Linked DNA regions of Homo sapiens: region 1 is linked to region 2. Evidence: chromatin contacts called from ENCODE Hi-C or POLR2A ChIA-PET data. All regions are on one chromosome and are shown on one strand. The core of a region is the stretch at or near the end of the contact, and the rest is flanking DNA. Distances in the headings are between cores, read along the strand shown. Region 1 overlaps MITF (melanocyte inducing transcription factor). Region 2 overlaps MITF (melanocyte inducing transcription factor).

The links. Hi-C counts contacts between places; a loop is a spot of excess contacts on that map. ChIA-PET counts read pairs that join two places held with the same protein, here RNA polymerase II (POLR2A). Pooled maps may share reads with other maps.
Region 1: a pooled map shows a loop between it and region 2 (2.0-fold over the local background). The contact joins two enhancer-like sites. A Hi-C loop is called at or near these places in 1 of 168 maps with a recorded cell type or tissue (endothelial cell of umbilical vein) and 1 of 50 pooled maps. POLR2A ChIA-PET finds 5 or more read pairs at or near these places in 2 of 52 experiments (BJ and H1).

What each region holds. Positions count from the first base shown.
Region 1 is chr3:69,816,570-69,822,209 of GRCh38, reverse strand. All of the region lies in intron 1 of MITF (melanocyte inducing transcription factor), which reads right to left. Among named protein-coding and RNA genes, the nearest start is that of MITF, 80 kb to the right of the region's middle. Within about 2 kb of position 2,734, at least 4 of the 41 ENCODE cell types and tissues checked have a DNase peak (open chromatin) inside an H3K27ac peak, as active enhancers do.
Region 2 is chr3:69,770,459-69,775,930 of GRCh38, reverse strand. The region is part of intron 1 of MITF (melanocyte inducing transcription factor); the gene reads right to left. Among named protein-coding and RNA genes, the nearest start is that of MITF, 34 kb to the right of the region's middle. RefSeq lists an enhancer at 5,315-5,472. Within about 2 kb of position 1,732, at least 4 of the 41 ENCODE cell types and tissues checked have a DNase peak (open chromatin) inside an H3K27ac peak, as active enhancers do.

The sequences.
Region 1 (5,640 bases), core at 1,485-3,984, 45 kb before region 2:
ATTCAATGTGAAAATCATTCTTAATTGTAGGGGCATCCATGAAGATGCTGACAGGCCAGGTGTGGTTTATAGTTTGTAGACCTTTGTTGTAAAATATCATCTATAAACTCAGAAGATAAGAGCAAAATATTTCTGAGAGAGAGAGACTATCAAGAAAATCCAGTTTGGGCTGGGCATGGTGGCTCATGCCTGTAATCCCACCACTTTGAGAGGCCAAGGCGGGTGGAACACTTGAGCCCAGGCGTTCTAGACCAGCCTGGCCAACATGGCGAAACCCCATCTCTACTAAAAATACAGAAATTAGCCAGGCATAGTGGCATGTGCCTGTAATCCCAGCTACTCGGGAGGCTGAGGCACAAGAACCCCTGAGACAGAGGTTGCAGTGAGCCGAGATCACGTCGCTGCACTCCAGTCTGGGCAACAGAGTAAGTGAGACTCAGTCTCAAAAAGCATAATAAAATAAAATTTTAAAATTAAAAAGAAAATCCCGTTTGAACTTTTGCTTTTTTTTTTTTTTTTAGTTTTTTTTTTTCCTTTTCTAAATGAAGACTTTAGGATCCTAATATTAGCCTTGATGGTTATCTACTTATGAGTTTTTTTTAAATCTAGGTCTAATTTGATCCTATTGAAGGAAAAAATTAATTCAAGGACCTGGAACAATAAAATGCAAAGTGAGCAAGTTGCAATGCTGCAACAGAGAAGCCAACTTGAATCGAAGTGTACGGTTTCTGCCATCTCTCATTGTTTTCCATACATCCTACCAATTAGATTTTAAGTTTCAGCAACCTCATTAGTTTTTCAGGCTTTATGACTCAAGCTTAGGGGGTTGGGGGTGGAGGGCAGCAACCCACAAAACAAAGACTTCAATGTCTCTAAAAGCTGAGAAAATTCCAGCATTGTCAGGGCAGATACTATTTATAACCCATTTAATGTGTATGCTCCCAAATGCATTTTCTACGCACAGCATCTGACCTACACTTCTGAATTCCTGGCTTTAGCAATGGAAGTGAAGCAGCTAAAAGTCTGACGATCAAAGGGAAAGAAATGAACTCCTTGCTATTATTATTTTATAACATCCAGCATCATGTGACAAACAGAATCAAAGGGTTCCTGTTTTTGACTCACCTTTGTCAAGAAAGTGCCTCATTGCTATAAGTTTGGGGCTCAAATTGCTGGAAAATGTGGGTTTGGAAAATATCCTACAACGAGGCTGAAATTTTTTTAAAAAGTTGTGGAAAATCTCATTTAACTTTTTTCCAGAACACACACACAGACACATACACACACACACACACACGAGTAAATGCTGAGACATTTTATTGAATGTGTATATATGTGGCCTATAATAACACACATTCTATTTCTATGTTGACACTTGTATTGCACCAGAGCAGGGATCTACAGGAAGATATCTTTTCACGATGTTGCCCAAAGTGCAGAGTGTTGGGCAGGCCAGCATCGCAGCAAAACTTCTATAATGATTGATTACAACAGACTGCAAGGCCTGCACATCACCTCCATTCCATTCATGGATCCCAACCAAATTAATTTTCTCCTGTGCCAATTCTATCACATCCCCTAGGTTTACAAAGAAGTTTTACCAGGCCATCAGAATCCAAAAAGAACTGAACATTTTTGTCCTGGCAGAAACTTAGAGTTTAAAAATAAAACAATGAGAATAAATTTTAAGCTCTGTAAAGCTCTTAGTTTCTAGAAATTTCTTTTACAACTGAAAAAAAAAAATCCTACTCTTGTTTTCATTGCTACATTTAAACTGTAAGTTACTAAGAAGCTAACTTAGAAATTCCAAGGTTTGGATTCCATATCTGATCTACTCCAGAGTAAAGAGTCACATCAAAGTGTAACTTGGACAGAGTTCCATGAACATCCCTGGTAAAGTTTCTCTCAAAAGCAGCACCGTCTAATAGAAATACAAAATGAGCCACACATGTATATTTCAATTTTCTAGTAGCCACATTAAAAAGAAAAACAAAATGAAGCACGTGAAGTCAATTTTACTACCTTATTTACCCAAAACATAATTCAAAACGAATCTATATTAAAAATTGTTAACAAGATATTTTACTTTCCTTTTTCATATGAAATCTATGAGGTCTGGTGTGCATTTCACACATACAGTACGTCTCAATTTGGGCTAGCCACATTTCAAGGGTTCAATAGCTACCACATTGGACATCAATGCTCTAACTCTAGCTTTTATGTTTTTGTTTGTTTGTTTGTTTTTTGAGACAGAGTCTCACTTGTCACCCAGGCTGGAGTGCAATGGTGCAACTTTGGCTAACTGCAACCTCCACCTCCCGGGTTCAAGCGATTCCCCTGCCTTAGCCTCCCAGGTAGCTGGGAATACAGGCATGCACCATCACTCCCAGCTTTTTTTGTACTTTTTTTTAGTAGAGACGAGGTTTCACCATGTTGGCCAGGCTGGTCTGGAACTCCTGACCTCAAGTGATCCACCTGCCTCAGCCTCCCAAAGTGCTGGGATTACAGGTTACAGGCATGAGCCATGGCACCCAGTCTCATGGTTTTTTTGTAGTTTTTGTTTGTTTGTTTGTTTTGTTTTGTTTTGTTTTGTTGAGTTCACTCTTCCAACCCAGAAAGTTCTAGTTGCAATGGCACGGCTATTACCAGGAGAAGAAGATATTCTGAGAAGTGTTTCAACTTCCTGGACAAGTTCACACTTGGTCTCTGCTCTCTGGCACAGCCACACTTCGGGCCATCTGTTCTAATGGAACAATGCCTGCCTGAAAGAAGTTACTAGCTTCCAGAACCAGACATGCAACCACAGCAAGAAGATTCTTCTAGCTTAAGCGCTTCCAAATTCTGAACTTCTGAACTTCATTTTTCCCAGGTGCTGCATCTGGACATTTAGCAGGGCTTAAATTAGTTACCATTTTTTGAGATCCTGTCTTTGGAAAGAGGGGCAAAAAAGCAAAGCTGAATCTTTTTTAGGATGGGCCTTTGAGGAAGAAGGTTATAGAAAACACAAGCTAACACTGGAGGAATCACTGTGCCCTTCAGATGGCATTTTTAAAAACAAATCATGACTTAAAAAGCCCCTTTAGTGTGAGGCTTTATTCCCATTCTACCTTCAACTCAACAACTATAGTTGTTTTTGTTCATGCACATTTTTCTTCTTGAAGGTGAATCTTATTAAAGTTTTAACTTATTAATCAGATAGAACTGAGGAACACTGAAGCATATGATTACTGCTTTTCATTTTAAACACTTCAGTCCTCTTTGATTGTTTCCATACACGTGTATTAGTAATAAAAATTTTAATTAATTTATTTAAAGAAGAAAATTAACCTGTTAATGCCCATGGGACTCTAGCATTGCTTTCCTTGTGAGTAAACACTTTACTTCTCCAATTTAAAAATATATCTTTGACCATAAATCCTCTCAATATTTTATGAAAATGTTCATTAAAATATTCATAAAAGTTTTCTTTAAATCCAGTATTTTCCATTAAAAATTTTAAGTATCTAGTGAGTATATATTCATCAGAAGCCCAAACTGTACTTAATTCATGTTTTCATTCAACAAATATTTATTTAGTGCTTATATTATAAATGCTACATAGGTGCTAGAGAAATGGAGATAAACATGGTTTCTTCCTAATAGGGCTTAAATTGAAGACTGGAAAGGTGGGCATGTGAGTAATAACAGTGAGGATATGAGCATTAATATTGGAAAATTGTAGAAAGCATACAGTAGTGGAACTTACGTGGTTACACTGGGATACTGAAGCTAAGATTTGACTGATGTAGAGCGGTCCACTAGAAAAACTGAGGGATAGGGACGGAGTTAAAGAGGAAAGGGGAAATCAATGCCTCCTCAAGAGAATGAACAGGACACCTAAGAGGAAACAGAAGAAGGATAAAAAGTCTAGTATAGTTGGATAACAGAAAGAAAGAAAAAAGGATGGTGGGAGGAGCAACAGGGGAAAAGGGGAAGCAGGCTTCCTAGGTCCCCTTAAGTTGCATGAACTTTGTCCTACTGATGAGAAGCTATTTAAGGGTTTTAAGAGTTGATCCACTCAAAGGGGAACAGATTAGACTTAAGAGTATAGACTGGCCCAGGAAAAAGTCCCTGCATTACAATATTCAAACTTCATACTGCATTAAATATTCATACTTCATACCTAAGTATGAAGTTTATCGCTGATAAAACCATCAGCGAAGTTTTATCCTAACAATATCTAATGCATATGTGTTTACAAAAGGAAGGTGTTCTGGACTCCTAAGTATAACTTTACATTCTGAGGTTGTCCCAGAGTAAGACACAATGCAGGATATTACAATCACATTCCTGAAGATAACCCCAAAAGGCTTGATATTGATCAAACATGAACCAAGCCCCTAGAGCCAAAAGTTTTAATTCCATTACCAACTTGTACATTATTGTTATTACATTTATTTTTAAGACAAGTATCAAACATATAGAAAAATACAAAGAAGAATATAACATACCCATACATGCACCATTCAGATTCTAAAATGTTATCTGGAATATTTGATTCATTTTTTTTCAGAAATAATATATGATGGATTCAATTTAAGACTATTTTGAATTCTTGCCTGCTCTCCCTCCCATCTCTTTTCTCAGAAAATAATTGTTTTCCTAAACTTCATGTTTCTTTCCAAACCAAGTTTTTCATGCACACACACACACACCACACACACATCCATCCAGAGTATACAGTAATGTTCTACATATTTTAAAATTTTACCTGAGTAGTACCATTGTACACATCATACTGCAACTTGCATGTTTAATTCAACAATTTCTCAAATACGTACACTAGTACTAATGAGAAGCTATCTCATGGTTTTAAGATTTGATCCACTCAAATGTTAACAGATTAGACTTATAGCACAGACTGACTCTGGAAAAAGGCCTGCTTTTGAGGGGGTGAGACAGGTTTGGAAAATTATGAACCATTTCAGGTATATCAAAATATCAAATAGAATAAAAAATAATAATAAACACACCTATGTTTGCACCACACAGCTTAAAAAGCAAAACATTAAAGATATAATCAGGTTCACTTTTAAAGGCATTTTAAATACAGTCTTCAGGAGCTTTGTATCCCTAAACTTATATGAGTATTTTCAGAAAAAGCATCAACTCTTCTGGCTACCACACCCAGAAGTCATCAATGAATTTTTCTGTAACTTCTGTGACTGTTCTGCAAGCAGTGAAAAGGAAGAGTGTCTAAGCTCTCCTTGATCCTATCACATTTGTGACAATTAACTGCCACAAGACTTGCAGCACTTTCACTTTGTAACATAACAAAAGCATTTTTTTCTATGTAACATCCTCACTTATAGTGAAAATACAGACAGCTGAATACCACGACCACCACCACCATTATCAACATCATCATCATCATCAATGAATGAGCCTTAATATGTGTAAGGAACTATACTAAGCATTTTACTTGCACTATCACAAATAATGCTCATAAACCCCTATGAATTAGGTACTACCATGCCCATTTTACAATAAAGCAGCTAAGTCAGAGAGATGTTAACTAATTGCCAAAGATCAAAACTTAGCAAATGCTGGGAACCAAATCCGAAGTCCACATGTCTGATTCTCAAACCCCTGGTCTTACAT
Region 2 (5,472 bases), core at 483-2,982:
TAAAAATGCCAACCGAGCTTGGGAAAAGCCCATCTTTTGATATGAACAATTAGGGCAGTTTAGTTTTAGAAATAAAGAAAGTCCACTGTTCCTGCTTTTCTTTTTTACACACAGTAGGTAACTCTGCTCTTTCTTCTACAAAGAGTCCCAGTCAGTTTTCTATGCCTACCCTCTTAAAAGTTCCATTACACAAGCCAAAACAAATCCCTCCAAAAAAGGATTATGAATCCTATTAATGAAAAGTGGTATTTTCTCTATTCATTTTTAATAAAAAGAATGGGGGATCCAAATGGCATTAAAGCTCATTTCTGGAAACAGAATTAAGAAATAAAAATGCAAATATTGTAAAATAAATTGACAAATCACAGCCCCTCGTGTCAAGCCTATACCAATTAAAGAATGCTGATTTGTGTGTATCATTGGGTTTTGGTTTTTGCAGAGACAACCCTTAATAAAATTCCAGAAGGCCACAGACTTGGTGATGTTAGAGACAAGAATCACATCTTCTGTATCCTCAATAATACACAAAACCAATAACAGTTGTTACCCTCAGCTGAGACAGGCAGAGACATTTCACATAAATAGGTGAGAGAAAACCAGTCTTCTTTCCAGTCATTTACCCTTTCACTTATGGAGTCATACACTGCCTATCTGTGTTACAGCCTGGCTTAACCTCTGAGAATAAAATGGAGAACAAAACAGCTGTGCTCCTTGGCCCTTTGGAGTAGGGAAACAAACACTGAACATACGGATGCATATAGAATAATTATGTAAACAGCATGAAGGATAAGATTAGGAAACCATAAAAGAAAAGCATGGTAACCTAATTCAGATGAGGGGCAAGGAGGTGGGTTGGGAAGCAACCTTTAAGTGGAGACTAAAGGATGAGTAGAAAGAAAACAGAAGAATGGCAGGAAAATGTTCAAGATGGCAGGAAGAATGTGTGTGAAGGCCTGAGGTGTAAAATAACTGAAAGGAAGCAATGCAATGTGAAAGTCAAGGGCTCTTGGTTCCTGTTTCCAGCGTCAACTTCTGAACCTCAGTTTCCCCTCCAGCTCTAACAGTGCTCATTGGTATGGTCATTTGCCCCCTAAGCATTACCACAGGACAGCTGAGGTGCTAACATGCTAGCCTCCTCCTTCCGAGAGCCACGGTGCTGGTAACCATGGCAACTTTCCTCAGCAGCAAGGCCTCTAGCACCCCACACCCCAACATACACAGGGAGCCTCAGTTGAAGGGGAAAGTCTGGGAAAGTGGCAGCCCTTCTACCTCTTGGAAAGTTGCTTCCAGAATCTTTGACCTGGAAACTTAGAATACTCCTAGGCTGCCCAAGAAGCCAGTTAACAGAACACAAGGAATACATTGCGTCAGTGGATAAAATGACTAGGGCTCCACGTGACTCCCAACAGAGTTCATACTGGAGGCCTGAAGACAAGGTAAGACTAAAGCAATACTTCTCCACAGAGGAAATACAGAAACTGACTAGCCATCCTGCTACCTGGGGTACCAGTCTAGAAGGAGCACTATAACATCACAGGAAGTAGAAGAAATATTCTGGTGGAAGGGAGAAGATTAAGATGTCCAAAGGACATTCTTGAATAATAAAAGACGGTCCCTAAACCATCTTCTAATAAGAGTTACTTACCAGACCTTGGTGTGCCAAACATCATGATGCAACTTTGGGGCAGAGCCAAATTGCTCAGGGCTGTAGAAGAAAGCCTGCCAGGCCTCTGGCACCTCCTAGCATGTGTGGCACTAGGTCTAACTGGTTGTTGAAAATATTAAACATTTTTAAAGGATATTGGTATGAAGACATACCTGAATATTAGTCTGCCTGTGCTCCCATGGGCCTGCACCTAGTCATGGCTTCTGGCCCTCTTTTCTGCCATTAACACCATTTTGTAGGGTACTGTCTTAACCAGGACTGTCTCCTCCATTAACAACACTTTATGAGTTACTGTCTTATCCAGGAATCTCTCCTCCTACTCAATTCCTTAAGACGCTGTGTCTTATTTATCACTGTATCCCAACTGATAGCTCAGTGCAATACTCTACAAATCAATTCTATTTTCTATAACAAAAAATAGTATTAAGGCTAGTGATAAAGCTTATAATCTGTGTTTACCCTTACCATTTAGCCTTCAAGCAACCTTTAACATCAATATATAGAAGTATTAATGCTTCATAGTTTTCAATTTGAGATGTTTATGGAAAATTTTTTAAGTAAATAAAGCACAGAAAGATAATTTACAAATCTGTGGTCCAGCTATGCATACTCAAGGAGAAATGTAATCAGCCATACACATGAAATACTCACAGGAAGGCAACTAATCCAGGGTAACAGTATCAAAACCTGGAAGGTCATGAAAAACTATCCAACCCACAAGCATTGTTTTATAAGAAGGAATAAAATTGAAGCTAAGGATGCTGAATTTATTTGCCCCTACCTAGTGACAAAACCGTGGTTTACATGATCTCCAAATTCACAGACCCCTGTTTTCCCCCACCACACTGGGCTGCTACCTGAATTAATCAGATCATGCTACTCCTTTAGCTAGAAATCTGCAACGGCTCCCAATTTTTAATGAGTAAAAGGCAAAGTCTTTGCAAACCCTTACAGTGTCTGCCTCTGCCCCAATCCCATTCCTTCACTGACCCCACCTCCTGCCATTCCTGGAACTCCCCACTTTGCTCAGCCTGGTCCAGCCGCTGTGGCCATGATGCTGTTACTGAAGTAGACTCACTCCTGTCCAGATACTATGTACTTACTCTTCCTTCTGTCTGCTGTGCTTTGCCCCCAAATACTGGCATGACTCCCTCATCTTCTTTGGGTCTTTTCTCAAATGTCATTTTCTCAGTGAGGCAGTCCTTGTCCACTCAGTTTTAAATTACAAGTCACCCCAAACCCAGCCATGCTTTATCGTTCTCTATAACACTTACCAGCATTTAGCATATTATGCATTTTACTCATTCACATATTTATTTCTACATCTGCTTGCCCATGTAAGTTCCATGAATACAAAGATTTTCAACAGTTTGGTGCCCTGCTGTATTCCTCATACCTAGACAACTTCCTGAAACATAGTAAAACCTCAATAAATATTAGCTCAATAAGTGGGTGTATGGATTGATGGATAGAGTTCAAGAGTGGCCCAAATCCAGAGAATTCAAGAGCTGTGAAACGTTTGCTAGCATCTGGCAGCCCATAGGAAGCAGCTGGTGGCATGGGTGTCATCTACTATCACTATGTACCCACTTTTAACTGACACTCACTGATACTCCGCATGGAAGTCAGTAAACTAAGGAATGAAGTGACATAAAGACTTGTCAAAGCAATCCCTTTTAAGGCTGCATGACTCTCTGGGTTAAAGAGTGAACTAGCAAGTAAATAATTTTTATCAGAAACAAGATGCTGTCACATGCACAGAAGTGGAAATCACTTCTAAATTGCTTCCCTGTGCCCCTCAGCTTAAGACAGAAAAGGATGGTTTGCTTAGATTGGACATCCCAAAAAAGAGACTAGACTCCAAAAACTTTCTGGCATGAACCAACATTTGCCATTAGGCCTGAATGGCTGGCACAGCTGAGCCTCCATGCACCATTCTAAATATAAAACATGAAGCTTCAATTATAACTTAATGACAGATATATAAAGGAAGATATTAAGAGTGCCCAAAAATAAGGCAGTAGGAACCAAGGGTAGATATTAAAACTACATAATATTTGGCCTGGCCATCAAGGAAAAAAAATTAATAACATTCAACCAGACCCAAACTAACATAAGCAGTTTATGCTCTTTCATGTTTAAGAACCCAATAAAGGTTTGCATCCAGGCTACTCTTACCCCACCAGTACCTGAAATAGCAAAATCATCCACAAAGAACAACTTGTCCAAACTTAAAAGACATACATCAATCCTAATTGATGAAAATTAAAAACCAACGATCTCCAAATGCATCACCAATTTCCAGTCTAATTTAGAGCTTTATAGCCCAACACACACATAAATGGAAAAGTAGAAAAGTTTTCCATTCCCAATCTTAGCAATCCCTCTCATGCATCAAGCATGCATCGCGATGGCAGGCTACCCAGTCCAATTCTCTACACACATCTGTTAATCAACATGAACCCCATGTCACATTTTAATTCATTTGCTAGAGAATTTGGGATGATTCAAGTTCTGAATGCTGGTGCCATTTTTAAATGGCATTAATTTCACATGGAAGTATTTCAAAAAAACAAAAAAGGAAAACTACTAGAACTGTTGAAAAATATTTTAGCATTTACTGCAATGGTAACACTTACTTTCCAGTATTCTCAATTTCCTTAGCTAAATTTAAGAGGGCTATAGGTATTCTCTTAAATCTATGATGGCTGAAGCAGCTATGTGTGTGTTGCATCCTATCTGTAGAATCCTCCCCGTTCACTAATGACACACTGCTGGAGAATCACTTGGGACCATTCAAAACCATTAAGGCTATTAACTCTGACTTGGGCCAAGTTTAATAAACAAGTGTCATCCAACAGGAAATGAGTTAAGCTGGCTTGTAAAGTCATTTAAGCAAATACTCAAAGTCAGAGCGCCTGACAAGATGCTTCTCATGGAATTCTTTTGCTGTTGATTTTGCCCAATTTAAATCAGAGCTCACTGGAAGTGTTCATTTCAGGAAAAAAAAAAAAACCCATGTTTAAACGGAGTAACTTTCAGTTGGTTTAAGTGACCACCTAAAAGAATTCCTAAATGTTGCCCAAGTCTCTCTGGCTGTCTCATACATAGCAACAGCAGGTGCACAATAAATACTTAGGAAACCAACATGGAATGAATCCAGGTCCACCTACATAAAATCAAGTTTCTGATCTGGAAATTCTAGATCATAAACAGTCACACATGAGAGAAGCGGTTGCTGTCAGTTACGGTGGTGCTGTATATATTTTTGTCATGTCTAAGTAACACGTGCATTTCAAAATGTGGCCACCTTCGGATACTTGTTAATGCTAAGCCCACACCTAGAACATTTCATTTCCCAAATGAAATCATTCTTATCTTTGAATAGTTCTCTCACATATTACCTTCAAAGAAACCTGTCCTAATAAAAGCCATTCCTACTCTACTTGGCCTCCAGATTTAACCACTTCCTACATTCAACCATCCTGGGACCTAGCTTTACTAGACTTCAATTTTGACCTTATTTATCTTGCCTTTTGTCATAATTGCTTCTTGCTTTCGTGCTCCATTAAACACTAAGGTTTTTGAGAGCAGGAACTCAAAACACTTTAAATTCCTCTCTCTTCATATGCAGTTGCTTTTGCACAGTCAATACACAGTAAATGCTGATTGAATTGAAAGGATCTCACTCTTAGAATGCAATTCTCTCAGAGTCTCCAACTAGTCTAGTAGCTTAAAGACCAATCCTACTTAAAAATTAACTTGAATTGTAAGTACAACAAAATCACTCCAAGTTATTAACCTAA